Linked DNA regions of Mus musculus: region 1 is linked to region 2. A link is a loop called in an ENCODE intact Hi-C map of the cell type or tissue named here. Cell type or tissue: gastrocnemius. All regions are shown on one strand.

The links. Peaks named below come from ENCODE experiments on the same cell type or tissue, not always from the same donor. Only the 100,000 strongest peaks of a DNase experiment are listed, where the experiment ranks them.
Region 1: a loop joins it to region 2, with 10 times the contacts of the local background. A loop is called at or near these places in 1 of 42 quality-filtered maps.

Annotation. Positions count from the first base shown.
Region 1 is chr11:60,503,473-60,511,472 of GRCm38, reverse strand. Myo15 (myosin XV) reads right to left here. Exons shown (of 65, transcript NM_001103171.1): 35 at 7,794-7,914; 36 at 7,619-7,686; 37 at 7,396-7,473; 38 at 7,049-7,232; 39 at 6,830-6,962; 40 at 6,487-6,592; 41 at 6,285-6,357; 42 at 5,390-5,511; 43 at 5,123-5,182; 44 at 4,556-4,631; 45 at 4,124-4,239; 46 at 3,920-4,038; 47 at 3,140-3,281; 48 at 2,472-2,583; 7 more. Gm51901 (a long non-coding RNA gene) reads left to right here and starts at 1,346. Exons shown (of 3, transcript XR_003949693.1): 1 at 1,346-2,354; 2 at 2,491-2,633; 3 at 3,149-3,400. In gastrocnemius, no CTCF peak of the experiment used is centred here; a DNase peak (open chromatin) is centred at 4,003; H3K4me3 peaks cover 1,093 bases.
Region 2 is chr11:60,429,941-60,437,940 of GRCm38, reverse strand. Gid4 (GID complex subunit 4, VID24 homolog) reads right to left here. Exons shown (of 6, transcript NM_025757.4): 3 at 5,501-5,608; 4 at 1,492-1,593. Among named protein-coding and RNA genes, the nearest start is that of Gid4, 17 kb to the right of the region's middle. In gastrocnemius, no CTCF peak of the experiment used is centred here; no DNase peak of the experiment used is centred here.

The DNA of each region.
Region 1 (8,000 bases), 74 kb before region 2:
TGCTTTTTGCTCAAACCACTCTGAGTTGGATTTCTGTTGCATGGAACCAAGAACCGATATGGCATCCTAGGAGTTGAAAATGAGAATTTCTGACACTGAAATGGGGTTGCCTTTTTCATAGAGGAAGAAAGAGGAGAAATGCCATGCTCTCGACCAAGCAACTCCCAAAACATAAAGCAGGGAGGAAGGGAAGTGGAACACAGCTGAGGAGGGGGAAGTTCTGAGATGGGGGAGTGCACAGTGGGCTGAGTCTCAGGCTACTCACTGCTTAGGGCTGCTGTTGTCTGTGATCTGCTTCACAATCTGGCAGTAGCATTCATCTCTCATGACCTCATGGTCTCCACAAAGCTGAAAAAAAAAAAAGGCACACCAAATCTCCTGCTGTGCCAGGTCTGGAGGTTCTCTGCTCCCCTGCACCAGCAGGATACATTCATTCCCCTCTGGGCAACGTAAGAGGTTTCCCAGTGCACCATAACTGACAATGGGGGAAACAAAGGCACAGAGCAAGACAGAAGCATGAGGCAACGCTTCGGGCGGGACTGACCTTCAGAAGGGTGCAGAGAACATCCAGTTCGCTCTGGCCCTTCAGTGGGGCATCTCCCATGAACCTCATCACAGCTGTAGGAAAGACCCATCCTGCTCAGGCCCACCATGCCCAAGATGCCCATCCCAAGAGTCCCCACAGTCCGTTCTTTCCCTGGGAGCCTGCTGCTGAGACAGCGAGAGGCTTCCATTCTCTTCAAAGTGCGTTGGGTTTGGGGAAGAGACAACTCTCAGAACCAAAGAAGAGAGGCAACAAACACAGGTCACACAGTATTACATCCCACACACCTACAAACATGTCAACCGCCATCTTGTTGAGATTGCTGTCACTGAGTTCAATGAGGGATTCCTGGATCGGGACCTGTGAGGAGACCAAAGGGTTGTATCACAGCGAAGCGGGGGACAGAACAGAAGAGGGACTGCACCATGCTTTCAGACTGAATTACAGCAGCTTGGAGAGCTCACATCACAAAATAGGGACAGTCACCAACTGTGCTGCAAGGAACCCTGGCTCCAGATGCTGTCAGCCAGAGGCTTCCAATGGGGACAAGTATTTGCTCTAGGGGATAGAAAGAAGGTTTCTGCCAACACCACCTTACAGATGAGGAAACTGAGGCACAGAACATGCACCTTAGTGAAGCAAAGCACGTCCTCCAGAGTTTTGGACTCCCGATCCTCCTTAGACTTCAGCTTGAGGCCATCCCTGCAACAAATGGGTGCCACTACCCAGTCTTGCATCCCAGCCTTTGGCCACATCTAGGCCCCTTCCAATCAGTCTACCCACAGGAAGGCACCCAGAGTCTGAAACTAAGAGGCTTCCTGATCCACCCTGCAGAGTTCAAGAGAGAGAAGGGGAAGCGGAAGACGGATCTCTATACCCACCGGGGACGCCTCCGAGGGTCTCGGAAATACTTCTGGGCAAATTCGAGCATTGTGCTCGGTGGGAGCGCTATGGAATCCTCTCCGCTGTCAGCGGAACGCGCCCTGACTGGGGGACCCTGCAGGATAGGTGCAGTTACCAAGACCCATCGTCACCCCCACCTCGACCCTCCTGTGAGAGCTGACCTCCCACCTGGCCACGTTTCTGGACCCTCGAGCCTCACTCCTCACTTGCAAAGACGCTAAGTCAGGCCCCTGCTCTCTAGGCCAGTCCCTTGCATAGGATTGGCTGCATCCACGGATGGCCCCATCCCTACAGTTTCCTCCTTGGGGCTCACCTCTCTCCGGCGCCCCACCTCCTGTGCGGCTGCTGCAGAGGCCACAGCGGCGGCCACCGCGGCAGCCCGGCCCCGCCCTGGCTCTGCCGGGAGCTGCAAGAAGTCTGGAGCAGCTGCGGGCTGCACGAGCTCTGAAGGAAAACGTCCTACGCGCCCGTGGACGGCCCCGAACCTCCAGCCTACGGACAGGGAAAGGAAAAACGGGAAGGTCTTGTTTTGGGACAGAGCGGGTCCTTTAAGAAGGTTTGGGCTCTCCCTTGGTCCATTCTTAGTACGCTTTTTGTCTTTGTGGTGGGTTTTTTGTTTGTTTTGTTTTGTTTTGTTTGTACTGGGAATGAGTGCCAAGAGCAACAGGCCATAGGTTCGGAAAAACACCTCAGCCACATGTGCAGGCGGAGATTGGGTTGAAGAGTTGTTGGCTCGCACTGTCAGGTCGCCGTAGGAGACCAAGGAGGGGGGGGGGCACCAATAAACTCTTATCATGTGTCTGCAGTGTGTTTGGAACCTGGACTAGTACCCCTATCTGGCAGTCCAAGTTTGGGGTATCTGCAAGCACTCACCAAAGTCAGGGCCTCTCCGCCTCAGCTCCTCCAGGTACACCAGTTTCTTGCGGACTACACAACCGGCGCTGTAGCCTGTGGGAGGAGCTTGCATCAGCGCGTACCAGGGAAGCCCTTCTCCCAGGCTCTTCCACCCAGCCATGGAACTGACCCACTCTAGTTGGTTCCAGGCTCTGCAGGTGGATGATGTCACCCTTGTGGAAGGACAGCAGCTCGGGGTCTTCAGACAGGAAGTTCCTCACTGCCACAACATAATCAGAATCCTGGAAAACACCAGGAATAGAGTGCTATGTACTGACTGCCTTCGTCCCAGGTGCTTCCAGCCTTTCTACTGCTCCTTCCATTCTCCCAAGCCAGCAGAGAAGGCACATTCCCTAGGTGGGCAGGGGGGAGTGATGAGTGTTCTCTAGATAGGCATTACACAGGATAGAAGCCCGAGGTTGCTGAGCACACTCTTGTGCCACTGATCCCTCCCTAAGCCTTCTGCTGTATCCTCCTGGGCTGGGTGCTGGGCCTGGGGCATGTCCTGTCAAGGTGTAGAGGCAGACAGAGAAGGAGGTTCTGAAAGCAGGTAAAGCAGTTCTGAGGAGACAATTGCTTGGGGGCTTAGAGGAGATGCATTCCGTACTGCTGAGGGCAGGGGTGAAGAAGATGCTGGGAAAGCAAAAGGCACGGCAGAGGGAAGACACGGCTCATTGGGGTAGACGCCTTTGGATATGTTCTGTGGTGTGCACATGTAATAGTGGATTCACACTCTGGCCAGCCAGGCTGTGGTATGTCTACTGCAGCGGTGGGCAACACCCATGGAGGAATACCAACCTTCTTCAGTTCCAGAATGAAGGTGTCTACTAGGGTCTTGACCTGCTGCGCCCGGGCTGAGAAGAGGATGAGCTTCTCGTTGGACAGATTGAACTCTAGCATGTTCTGAGATGGCATGGTTACAAACAGGATGTCTGCAAAGCTGGAGGGAGAGAAGGTGACAAGAGACCAGGACCTTATGGCTAAGAGGATGCCCTCCTCCACAGGTGTTTTCTGTTCCTGTTTCCCCTCTCTGATCCATCTGTGGGTTCTGTGTATCTCTTTATTTTTTATTTTTTTTATTTTTTTTTTTTTTTGTTTTTCGAGACAGGGTTTCTCTGTGTAGCCCTGGCTGTCCTGGAACTCACTCTGTAGACCAGGCTGGCCTCGAACTCAGAGATCCGCCTGCCTCTGCCTTCCGAGTGCTGGGATTAAAGGCGTATGCCACCACGCCCGGCGGATTCTGCGTATCTCTTAAAATCTTTGTACCATATTCCAGCCCCACAGTCCAACCACAAAACCAAACTATGCCCACACAATATCTTTGTCTCCTCCGTTGGCCCAGTTTTCTCCATTTCATCCTTCAGAGCAAAGAGCTCTCCCCTAGCCAGTGATCAAAACTCTTCCCTGGCCTCATGTTGAAAGGGACAAAGGGACTCCAGTGGGGAGTCTGGGCATTCAGCAGGGTCTCAGGTCTAGGGACATCTCCTCCCCCAGATGCCCAGGGATTTGGTTGATCTCAGCAGTTACCCCTCAGAGTTACCAGCTCTGCAGGCTGGGCTGGCATGTGCCTGGCATCACCTGTATGCACACAGGACGCGGAGCCGCCTGCTGGCCTCCTTGCTGCCCTTGACCATCTGCAGGAGCTTGATGCCAGTGTGAGACACAGCTAGGATCTGCACGCCGGTGCCAACACTGCCCTAGGAAGTGTGAGCCTGGTGAGGCCTTCCGTTATTCTCCCTGGCTGCTCCGGGCAGGCGGGAAGGGGTGTTCAGGGACTCCTACCATTGCCGGGAAGAGGCGAGAGAAGTAGATCTCCCAGCTGTCTCGGGCCATGCTGATGGCGGCCCGCTTCACACTTTCTGTTACCAGAGGTCGCTGTGTGTCCAGCTGGTTCTGGGCTAAGAAAGACCAATCCTGCTCAAGACCCTCTTCCCTCCTTGACAGCTCCCATTCCAGAAGTTGGGGTGGGGTGGGGGGTGAAAGGCTGGCATCACAATGAGCTGTCTGACCAGGGGAAGCCACAGATAGATACAAGGGCCGTACTGTATGATACATGTCGCTGGCTTCCAGGAACTGCAGCCTGGGGAGGCTGAATAAGGACAGGCACGTGTGGGAGGCAAGAGGCCTGGGTGTGCCCTTAGCCTTCTTCCAGATGAGGGCTGGCCCCCAATCTGGTTGACAGCCCACCAGCATCCCTTCCCTTCCCCAAGGTACCAAACAGAGCCTTCATCTGCAGCCGCTCATCCTCAGATATGCGCAGGCAAGCCTCGGAGAATGTGTCATGCAGGATCTGCAGGAAGAAGTGTGTCCCGGCAGCTGGCCAATGAGTGCCCCTGCCAGGCACTGAGGTCTATGTCTGGGTTCGTGGGAAGGGGTTTCTGCTCTGCAGCACTAGTGTCATCTGTAAACTGGGTTGCCTTCGTTATCCGAGCCTTCACACGGTCATCTTCCTAACCCTTTCTGCCTTTCCCAGGCCTTGTGTGTTCACATGTGTTCAGTGAGGCTGGGATTTGACCTCTAGGCCCTACTGAACCCAGAGTGACTGGTTTTTTGTTTTGTTTTTTGATTTGTTGATACAGGGCCTTATATCAAAACTCCTGGTGCTTCTTCCTCCACCTTCTGGGTGCTGGGGTTACAGGCATGAACATATTTTGAACTGTGACTTATCAGATGGACATGTGGCCTTGCTAACTTTGTTTATGGTAGTTGGGGGCAGGGGAATCAGTAAAGCAGCTCCCAAATTTACAGACCCTGAGGTGGGAGGGAAGAAGAAGGCCTCACCTGCCGGAACAGGAGGTCTAGCTGCACAGGGTGACTGTAGTTGTCCTTGGGGTAAAATACCTGTGTAGGTAGGCCTTAGTTACTCATGGGTTACCCATCCTTTTGATTGGACCTCACCCCCAGATGCAGCCCCTGGCTGACTCTTACCCTAGCTCCAGCCCCATTCCCATTCTTCACGGTTCCCCTGCCCAGGCTCCCTAGATAGCTCTGTACATATTTAGTTCTGCCCATATTTATTTAGCTCATCCTCTGGCCTGCTCCTTGCACCTCCTTGCGCAGGAAGATCCGCCAGGGGATGTCCTGGTAGCCATAGAAGTTGGGGTTGACTAGGCGGTGCAGCTGTGTCTGCACAGGATCCTCTGGAGGCTCCAGCGACCTTGAAGGCTGCACTGTGGAGGGCAGGGGCAGAGAGTATATGGGGTTTCTTGGGACCCAGCAGGAAAGGCGGGACTACGAGGGGCAGCTGATGGTGGTGACAGGAGGTATTGTGGAAGTACAGCAGGGTGATTCAGGTGGGCTGGACAAACCTCTCTGAAGTGATACTTGAGCTGGCACCTGATTGATGGGCACGAAGGAGCCAAGTGCCCAGAGATGCCTCCTCTTGGAGGAGACAGCTGTGCAAAGGTCTCAAGGTAGGGGCAAGTTTGGTGTGTTAGTTACAGGAACCGAATGTGCCAAGAGGAAGGAGTCGAGAGGAAAGGCCATGGGACAGGGCAGATGAATAACACAGGATGGTCAGGATCACAATGAAGAGATTGGTGTTCATTATAGGAGCTCTTGTCAGAGACGTGATAGGAGCTGACTCATGTTTTAGGGTCACTGCCTGATTAGGGCTTCTCTTTTAGCACAAAGGTTTATACCTCTGGTCTGATACTTTCAAGTTGTATGACCTTTGGAAGCCATTAAACATCTTTGTGCCTCTGTCTCCCTACCTTTAACAGGTATGGACATAGTATTGTTTTGATGAGCTTCTATAGGAGTCACAGAAGCCCAGGTGGGGCTGGCCTGACACCAGGGATTTAAGGGGTGATGCTATAATGACACAGTGTGTACTTTTGACTCAGAGACACACACAGCCCCAGAGACACCCCCCCACCCCCATGCTCACAGGCTCACTCACTCACTTGGACACCTCTGGCATGTTCCATCCTGTGGTCCTCACCTGGAGTGGGCCCCATGCATGGCCTTGGAGCACTGGTCACCGGCTTCACCATGGCCACAGCCTCTCTGGACACCTGTCCCATCACAAAGAGAGCACTCAGGGAACAGTAAGCAGGCCATGAAGGGGAGGCCTAGGGCCATGCTGAGAGGGTAGCTGGCTTCTGAGGCCTCTATCCCTATGAGGTACCCAACCCACTCTTTACCTGAGTGCCAGGCACTACTGCTAGTTGAGTCTTCTGTCCCTTCAGAATCATTAGGGCCTCCTCATGGGGGTCAGGTGGCCTCCTGAAGACCTTTCCACCATCCGTCCTGGCAGGTGACCCATGGCAGGTTAGATACAAGGTATCCCCTTATCCACATCCCCAAAGTGGGGCCCCCCTCCCCTAGACACCAATACAAATAAGCACCAGAAAGGAGCTGAGGCTGTTCAGCATAACTGTGACCATGTCAGCCTGAGCCTCTGGTTGCCCAGGGGACCATCCTGAGTGGTGATGCGCCTAGGACAGTGCTGCTGAAGGTAAGCTGAGGGCTGATGGCTGGACCCACCTGCGGGCCTCAGGGTGTCCTGCCCAGGGTGGCTGTTTGTATTGCTTGATGATGCTTCTGATCTGCTGTGTGGGTTGTGGGAAGTGCTCTGAGTTGAGTGTGGAATACCGAACCAGCTCAGGGGAAGCCGAAACTGTGAGGACAGGTTGCCAGGTGAGGCCATAGGGCCCAGTCACCCTGGCTTCTCTGGGAAGTCTCTGGACTTGGATGGACACTCACTGGATTCTGGAGCAGTCCAATCTTGAGCTAGGATTGGGACAGCCACGGGCTTGCTAGGTATCTTCGGGGCCTTTGCCACAGAGCCCGGAGCCCACGACTGTGGAGTCGGACGCACCAGCACAGGCTTGGCTGGGGGGCCAGTGCCTACTACAGTCTTCGGCCGTGCCTCTGGTGCTAGGGGTCTCTGTGAAGAACAGGCCATGAGGTGGCCATCCAGGAAAAACTGGCTTAAACCCATGCACCCCATCTCTACCCAAAGTGGACTACAGGATTCCTGGCCTCAGAAAGGCACAGTAAACTCATGGATTATCACAGTATTCCTGTTTATCCCGGGAAGCTCTGCTCACCTCTGGGAGCTGAGGTCTTGAGGTTGCACTCAGAGGCTGCTGCTGAAGTGCCAAAGCCTGCAGGGTCATCTCCCGGGCCTGGGAATAGGTGACCATGGTGACCAGGTGGACCTCTTTCTGAGTACACACTGGTGTGTATGTTCGTGCGCATGTGTGCACGCACGCGGGCACACACACACGCACACACACACGCACACACACCCTGTGCTCCGTCCCCACTCACCAGTAGCACAGCCTGCCTGTGGATGAAGGCTTGCTGCAGAGCCAGTGTGGAGGCATCCAGGCCTGGGACTGCGGGGCCAGGCAGAGGACACAGGTGGGCACAGGTGTTGAGGAAGCAAGAGCTCCCCTGTGCACTGCCCGCCCCTAGCCCAGAAGCACGCTTAGGAGGCACTGACTGGGCTTGAGCTTGGGTTCCGGGGGTCTCCGGGAGGTATCTTCAGAAGTACTGCCACCACCTCCACCTGGCTGGCCCCCACCTTTCATGCGGTAGGCGATGGCTGTCGGCTTCTCCAGGTCCTGGGGCAGCAGTGGCCGCCTCACTGCTGTGATCCCCAGGATCCATGGCAACAGGCACCTGACACCAGCCTGAGCTCCCAACCCAC
Region 2 (8,000 bases):
AACAAGCAGTGAAAGGCTATGCCCTTGCTCCTGGTCTCTGGGAGACAGAGTCAGAAGCCCAGGGCGTCAGGTGACCGGACAAAAGAGAAATTATCTGGAGACAAATCCACTGCTTTAACAAACTTTTTATTTAATTTTCAATGCTGGGATGAAACTCAGGACTTTGTGCGTGCTAGACAAATGCTCTACCACAAACACTCTCCATCTTCTCCAGTATTTTTTTTTTTAATGGACACTCTTTTCTCCCTTTTTCAACCTTCAAATATCATTTTAAAGTTTAATTTAGGGCTGAGGTCTAGCTTAGTAGTAGAACATTTGCCTAGCATGTGAAAACCCTGAGTTACTTCCTCAGCACAGGAAAAAATAATAATCTAAAAATCAGAGCTGGTGCTTTCAAGGATTTGTTGGTATGTTTCCCACTGTAGAGAAGGCTGAGGCAGGAGGCTCAGCAGGTGCTGGATAACAGAGTGAGCTAATACACATTGGATGGCAGAGGGACTAGAGAGGGAAGCTCGCTGTGAGCTATCCAGTGACTGTCTAGTGAAAAAATGATAGCCCATATCCAAAATGATCAGTCACAAAGCACAGACAGCAAGCAAATGGTACTTTACCTGCCTGACCTTTTTTGTTTCTTTTTTCTTTTAATTTTATTTATTTTATGTACATGAGTACTCTGTAGCTGACTTCAAACACACCAGTAGAGGGCATCAGATCCCATTATAGATGGTTATGAGCCAGCATGTAGTTTCTGGGAATTGAACTCAGGACCTCTGGAAGAGCAGTCAGTGCTCTTAACCGCTGAGTCGTCTCTCCAGCCCTAGCTGCCTGATCTTTATGAACACTGTAATATACTGTCATATTGAAGTAGCTTTCTGTCTCCTTTATTTATCAGACAATGGGGACTGGAGATGCTACGTGGACTTGCATTCATGTGGTTGTAGACAGCATATTGCCACGAGAGGCATAGGACTCTCAGGCAAAGACCAATCCATTGAAACCCTAGAGGGAGTCAAGGGCTCATGCTCCACTCCTGGCTCCTCATTTCCTGAGCTGTGGGAAGCAGAAGCCCTTGGTAGAGGATGTGGTTGGAGAGCAGTCATTCTGATGACATTTAAGCTCCTGGCAGGAACAGGACGCAGTGATGACTAGGTTCAAGCAGTTTCCCTGAGTCCCCAGAACACTTGGATGACTCAGCCTGGAGGCTCACAGGATTCTTGGGTGAAAAAAGAGGATACTGGTCAGCGGTGCCTACTGGCATAAATATGCCTGCTGCCCACTAAACAGCATAACCAGTTTACTAAGGTGTGCTCTGCAGCTACCACACCACTGGTGCTTACAAGTATGTAGGTACCCTGTCATGAAGACACGGCATTAAGCAACCAGCATGGAGGGTCCCTGTGGGGAGGGCATAACCTGCAAGAAGAAGTGTGTGTGGGTGCTCTAGAATCTGGCATATGGGTGTTTCGGGAGATGGCCTGGGCAGAATCTTACCTTCCACCTCATGAAGACATAATCCCCATTTTTCAGTTCTTCATAATCAAAGTCGTCTGAATTAAATGATTTTGCATACTGATAAAAAGCCAGAAACTTGCCCTAAAAACAACAGAAAGAAGAGTCTCAGTGATCCATACAAGGAAAGGTGGGTGTCTGAGCTCATGAGAGGACAGCTAGATGGACAAAGAGCTACTTGATTGTGTGCCCAGTAAACACAGCCAGTGGATAAGGTCTAAAGGGTGAGAATGGGCACAGTTCTAGAGTACCCCATCAGAACATATAAAGTAAAAATGGACTAGTGGGACTTCAGCAAAGAAATATAGAGTGGCGCTGGGCATGGTGGCACACACCTTTAATCCCAAACCTCAGGAAGTAGAGATCTCTCTGAGTTCAAGGCCTACCTTGTCTACATAGTTCCAGGCCAGCCAGAACTACATAATGAGACCCTGTCTCAAACACAACAAAACAAAAATACGGATGGGCGAGGACTGTCAAGGTAAGTCCCAGCACTGGGAAGGCTGGAGATAGGAGGATCAAGAGCACAGTGTTATGTTCAGCTACACAGGGATTCAACGCCAGCCTAGAATACATAGCTTACAAAACAAAATGGTGTTGGACAAGGGAGTATGTGACTTTCCTTTTTTCTTTTCTTTCTTTCTTTTTTTTTTTTTTTTGGTTCCTGGCTGGCGTGGAACTCAGAGAACCGCCTGCCTCTGCCTCCCAAGTGCTGGATTAAAGGCGTGCGCTACTACACCTGGCTGGTAGTATGTACTTTTAATTCTAGTATACGTGGGAGGTGGAGTCAAGAGGATTCCTGAGTTCAAGATTAGTTTGGTCTACATAGTAAGTTCTATACCAGCCAGGGCAACAGAGAAGTTCTGTTTTACCCAAACAAAAGACAAACACAAACAAAGGGACTGAGGAGATGGCTCAGTTGGTAAAGTACCTTGAGCTTAGATCCCTAATGCCCACATAAAAGCCAGGAAGGATGTATACACCTACAATGCTAGAGTTGCTCTCAGTTTAGAGAGAGACTGCCTCAAAAAAATGTGCAGAACTATAGAGGAAGATATCTGGTGTCGACCTCTGGCTCTATGTACATGCATAGCCACACCCTCCTACAAGGAACCTATACACTGTCTATCTATCTACTTATCTATCTGCAGACATAAAATGAATAGGACTAGAGAGTTGACTCAGTGGTTAAGGAAATTTTTGCTCTTGCATAAGCAAAGACCCAGGTTTGGTTCCCAGCACCCACACACATACATGCAGGCAAAACATTCAAGACACATAAAATAATAAATCTAAAACAAAACGCAAAGAACCAACCAAACAAAAGCAAAGAAGAGTCATTCTGGGACACTCTGTAACAGCATGTCCAGAGCTAGGCATGGTAGTAGACATACATAATTGCAGCACATGGGAGGCTGAGACAGGAGTAATCCAAGTTCAAGGACTGCCTAGACAACAAATTGAAAGAGTGCCTGTCCAATAGAGAAAAGTGGTTAAGGAAAGCTGGTTCTTATGGTTAGACATGAGGCTTGTGCCAGATATTCAGGTAGCAACTGGAACAGGCTAATAACGTAACTTAATAACGTAACTTAGAGAGAGAGAGAGAGAGAGAGAGACACCAGGTGTGGTGGCACATGCCTTTAATCCCAGCACTCAGGGGGCAGAGGCAGGAGGATCTCTGTGAGTCTGAGGCCAGCCTGGTCTACAGTGTGAGTTCTAGACAGTCAGGGATACACAGAGAGAACCTGTCTCAAAAAAACTAACAAACCACATAACCAACCAACAAAACAAACAAAAAACAACAACAAAGGAGTTTTATTTTTAAAAAAAAAAGACCAAACCAAACAAAACCAAAATATTTAATGCAAACCAAAAAGTCCCTAAACGTCTGTAGTCAACTCTTGGTCCAGACAATGGATGGATTCCAGGACGCTGTACAGACACCAAAATCCCCAGCTACTGTATCCCTCAGATCCAGCCACCGTATCCCTCAGATGAGGTGGTTGATGCGTATGTGGCCCGTACACATCACGCTTCTACACGCCCTCAACTGTCTCTAAGGAACTGAACTGCAGCAGAGATGCTCACCGACAACTGCACTGTACTGTGCAGAAAAGAGTGAAAATAAAAACAGCTTGTAGAGCCGGGCGTGGTGGAGCACGCCTTTAATCCCAGCACTCAGGAGGCAGGGGCAGGCGGATTTCTGAGTTCGAGGCCAGCCTGGTCTACCAAGTGAGCTCCAGGACAGCCAGGGCTATACAGAGAAACCCTGTCTCGAAAAACCAAAAAAAAAAAAAACAAAAAAAAACAAAAACCAGCTTGTAGAGCCGAGTAGAGACACACTCCCCCCCCCCCCCCCCCCTTCGAGGCAGGGTTTCTCTGTATAGCCCTGGCTGTCCTGGAACTTTCTTTTTTAAAGGCAAGGTCTTATAGAATAGCCCTCTCTGGTCTGGAACTCACTATGTAGACCAGACTGGCCTCAAACTCACATTTATCTGCCAGCTTCTGCCTCTGGTTGTTGAGATTAAAAGCTTATGTCATCACTCCTGGCAATATTGTTTTTAAGTTTTCTTTTATGTGTATAGGTGTTTTACCTGCATGTATGTCTGTGCACCATGTGTGTCAAGGAGGCCAGAAGAGGTGTCATAGCCCCTGCAATTGGAGCTACAGACAGTTGTAAGCTGCCACATGGTGCTGGGAACTGAGCCTGAGTTCTTTGGAAGAGCAGTAAGTGCCCTTAACTGCTGAGTCATCTCCTCAGCATGAGAGAGAATATTTTTTACTAGCATTTTCTTGTACTGCAAAGGAGAATCAATGAGTTACTTTCCCCAAACATTTTCAATCTACAATCAGCTGAATATACAAAATGCAAACTCAGATACAAAAGGACCCAAAAGAGGGTAAAATGAAGTTTGTATCTGCCTTAGTGCTATGTATTGTCGTTACGCATTTTTTCTGTCTAGTATTTTTAAATAAGCATATACTTTGTAAAAAATGAAATAAAAGGCCAACAGTAAAATTTTAATATGCACAGGAATCAAAACACTATAATATAGTTTGATATGTTAAGTCATAAATATTGTCATAAGGATATAAAGCATATGGAACCCGGACTTGGTGACCGGAGCTGTAAGTGTCACTAACAGGAAAGTGGTAGAACAGGTAGTTATCCTACAGCATAAACTGATGGCAAGCATAGCAAGACCTTCTCTCAACTCCAGAAACCAGCTGAGGATGTTGGCAGTGCCTGGGAGGCAGAGGCAAGAGAAACCACTAAGATTTTCAAGCCAATCTGGATTACAAAGCAAGATCCTATCTCAAAACAAACAAACAAACAAACAAACAACAACCCACACACTCCTACCCACCCCACAATCTAAGTCAAAGGCTGGTGTGACAGGACAAAAAAACCGAAACTGTGAAGATGTAAGACTTGGGTAAAGACCAAAACATAAACCAGGGAAAAGACCCCAGGGCAGTAACTGAGTTATTTTGACATACTCAGTGTTGAGAATGAGGAAACTGCACATGGAGCACTCAGGACAGGAATCTGAATTTCTCAGGAGGGTCTGGATGGAATAGGTAAGGCCTACCCTCAGTCTACTGGGATGAACAGAAAGATGCAACACACTTTGCCTTTGCAGGGGTTCATCAACCACAGCTCTACTGCAGACCATCCAGACACGAGGGGCAACTGCTACCTGCTCCATGGGGTTCCACTATACAGAGCTGACTAGAAAGGAACAGTAGATAAAAGATGGGCAGAACAGGGGAGATTGCCTGGGTTCTAACAGCCACACAAAACTGTGAGGAACTGAAGGATTGTTCTTATTACCTGATAAGTTAAGAAAAGGGTTGCTAGACCTGGAGCAACTATGGCTTGTGTAGGAATAAGTTCTGAGTAACTCCTCCTGGGGACAAGGCCCGGGGTTCAGGCCTGCCATCTCCAGATGTCTTCTACTGCCAGGGCAGAGCACACAGCCTTACTCACCCAGTGTTTCCGATCCACGTCTTCATCTGCGTCCCACTTCCGAGTTAAGAAAGGGTGTTTTTTGCTTATTATTTCTCCTTCAAAGAAGGTTGTAAGGGTTGGATATTCCTATAGCAAAAGCAACAAGACATTAAACGTGCATTTCTGGTTTGTTTGTTGTTTGTTGGTAGTATGCCTGGCTCTGAACCCAGGGCTCCACACATGTTGAGTGATTTCCCTCCCACTAAGCTCCACAGAGACACTGAGTGAGCATTTTACCTTGGTCCTGCTAATGGAACCTAGGACCTCAGGCTTCCCAAAGGTGTGATTGCTCTCTTGCTTCCTGCCTATTTTCACCTCTCAGAGGTAACCAATCTTGCTATACGTTTTTCTAATACTTTGACAAAATCAACACAACAAAACAACTGTTAGATCTACTGATCTGTCAACAGGCTATGGACATAAACCTGAATTTAGCTGCTTAGATAGTGAAGAGGCTCTAGGGTTTTGAAGACTTTGCCAGAGGAAAAAACTTCTCTTTGACCTCACTGGCTATGTTCGGGTCTCTTACCAGTATTGTCTACTACAAGTAAACTCTGAATTCTCTACAGTCAAAGCAGAATACAAGTTACGCTGTTTTCTGGGGTGTATCCCAGCAAAGGCTCCAGAGTTAGTATACAGAGCTGAATCTCCCTTGACCTTGGGCCAACCCTTCATGGATCCTCAAGCTCCCTTGCTACCTTTTGTTTTTTTTTTGGTTGAGACAGGGTTTCACTGTGTGTCCTTGGCTGGTCATGGACTCACAGAGATCAGCATGTCTCTACCTCCCAAGTGTTAGAATTAAAGGCATGTGCCACCATAACTGGCATTATATCTATTCTTGAAGTTTCCAGGACTAGAAATATCTCTGGAAGAAAATTTTCAGATATGCTAGAAAGACAGTTAATTCTGTCACATGGATTAAGAACAATTTATATAAGGAAAAATATGCAAACCATGTGTGCAATACAAAATCACAACCATTCATAAAGATGCCACCTCAAAAGCTGAGCTGTTATAGTCGTTAAGGAAAAAAAGATGAGAGTGGAGACGTGGTTCAGCAGTTGAACATGTATTACTTCATCAGAGGTCCAGGTTTCATTGCCAGCACCTGCATGGTGGCTCACAACTGTATGTAACTCCAGTCCCAGGGGATCTGATGCCCTCTTCTGGCCTTGTAGCATCAGGTACACATGTGGTGCACAGACATATATGTAGGAAAAACACCCGCATACTTTGAATAAATAAAATTAAAATAATAGAGCCACACTGATAGTTTTTTCACTTCTGTAAGTGCAAAAACCCTCTTAAACAACACTGCACAACCTGTGACTCAGGGGACACACTGAAGAGGCCTGTTGTGACACTACTGTGTGCTTTTATTATTAATTTGTGGACTCCAGGACCCGGTGTGCACAAGTGTTCTACCACTGAGCTACATGCACAGTCTGTTCTTTCTCTTTTGTGTGTGAGTATGTGCACATGCATGGGTGTGGAGGCTGGAGTGACCGTTTCTTCTGAGATGGGGCTCACCAGCTAGTGGACGGGCTGGCAGTGAGTCCCAGTGATCTGTTAGTGTCCATCCTGGCTGCACTAGGGTTACAGACTTACATGATCATGACCGTCCTTTGTTTTTTAAACACAGGTGCTGGGGATCTGAATTCAGGTCTTTAGTAGGCATTTTACCTACAGAACCATCTACCCAGCTCCACATCTATCCCATTTCATTTCTTGTTTTGTTTTGTTTTTGTTTTTGTTTTTTGAGACAGGGTTTCTCTGTATAGCCCTGGCTGTGCTGGAACTCACTTTGTAGACCAGGCTGGCCTCGAACTCTGAAATCTGCCTGTCTCTGCCTCCCAAGTGCTGAGATTAAAGGCATGCGCCACCACGCCTGGCCCCATTTTATTTTTTAACAGTGAACTTAGAAATATACAAATCTAACATCCTCCAAAACCTCAAACTCCTACACTAACAGTGCTGGGTTGGGTTTCTCATACAGATATGAATATTTTCCTAAATGGAAGTCTAATCTAAGTTAAAAAACTACACTAATCCATCTTTGGCAAGAACTATATAGGCCCAAAAGTCCATAGAATATTTTATTTTAAAGGTTACATATCTCTTTAGACACATTTATATTTTATGTGTATGATGTTTTGCCTATACAGATGTCTGTGTGTCACATGTCTGCCTGGTACTTGCAGAGGCCAGAATAGGGTGCTGGATCTTCTGGAACTATAGTTAAGGATGGTTGTGAGCTGCATGTGGGTGCTAGGAACCAAACCTCAGTGCTCTGAAGATCAGCTAGTGCTCTTAACCATTGAGCCATCTCTCTAGTATCTTCCTTCCATTATGATTTTGTTTATTTTGAGACAGGGTCTTTTTTTTTTTTTTTTTTTTTTGGGTTTTCCAGACAGGGTTTCTCTGTGTAGCCCTGGCTGTCCTGGAACTCACTTTGTAGACCAGGCTGGCCCCAAACTCA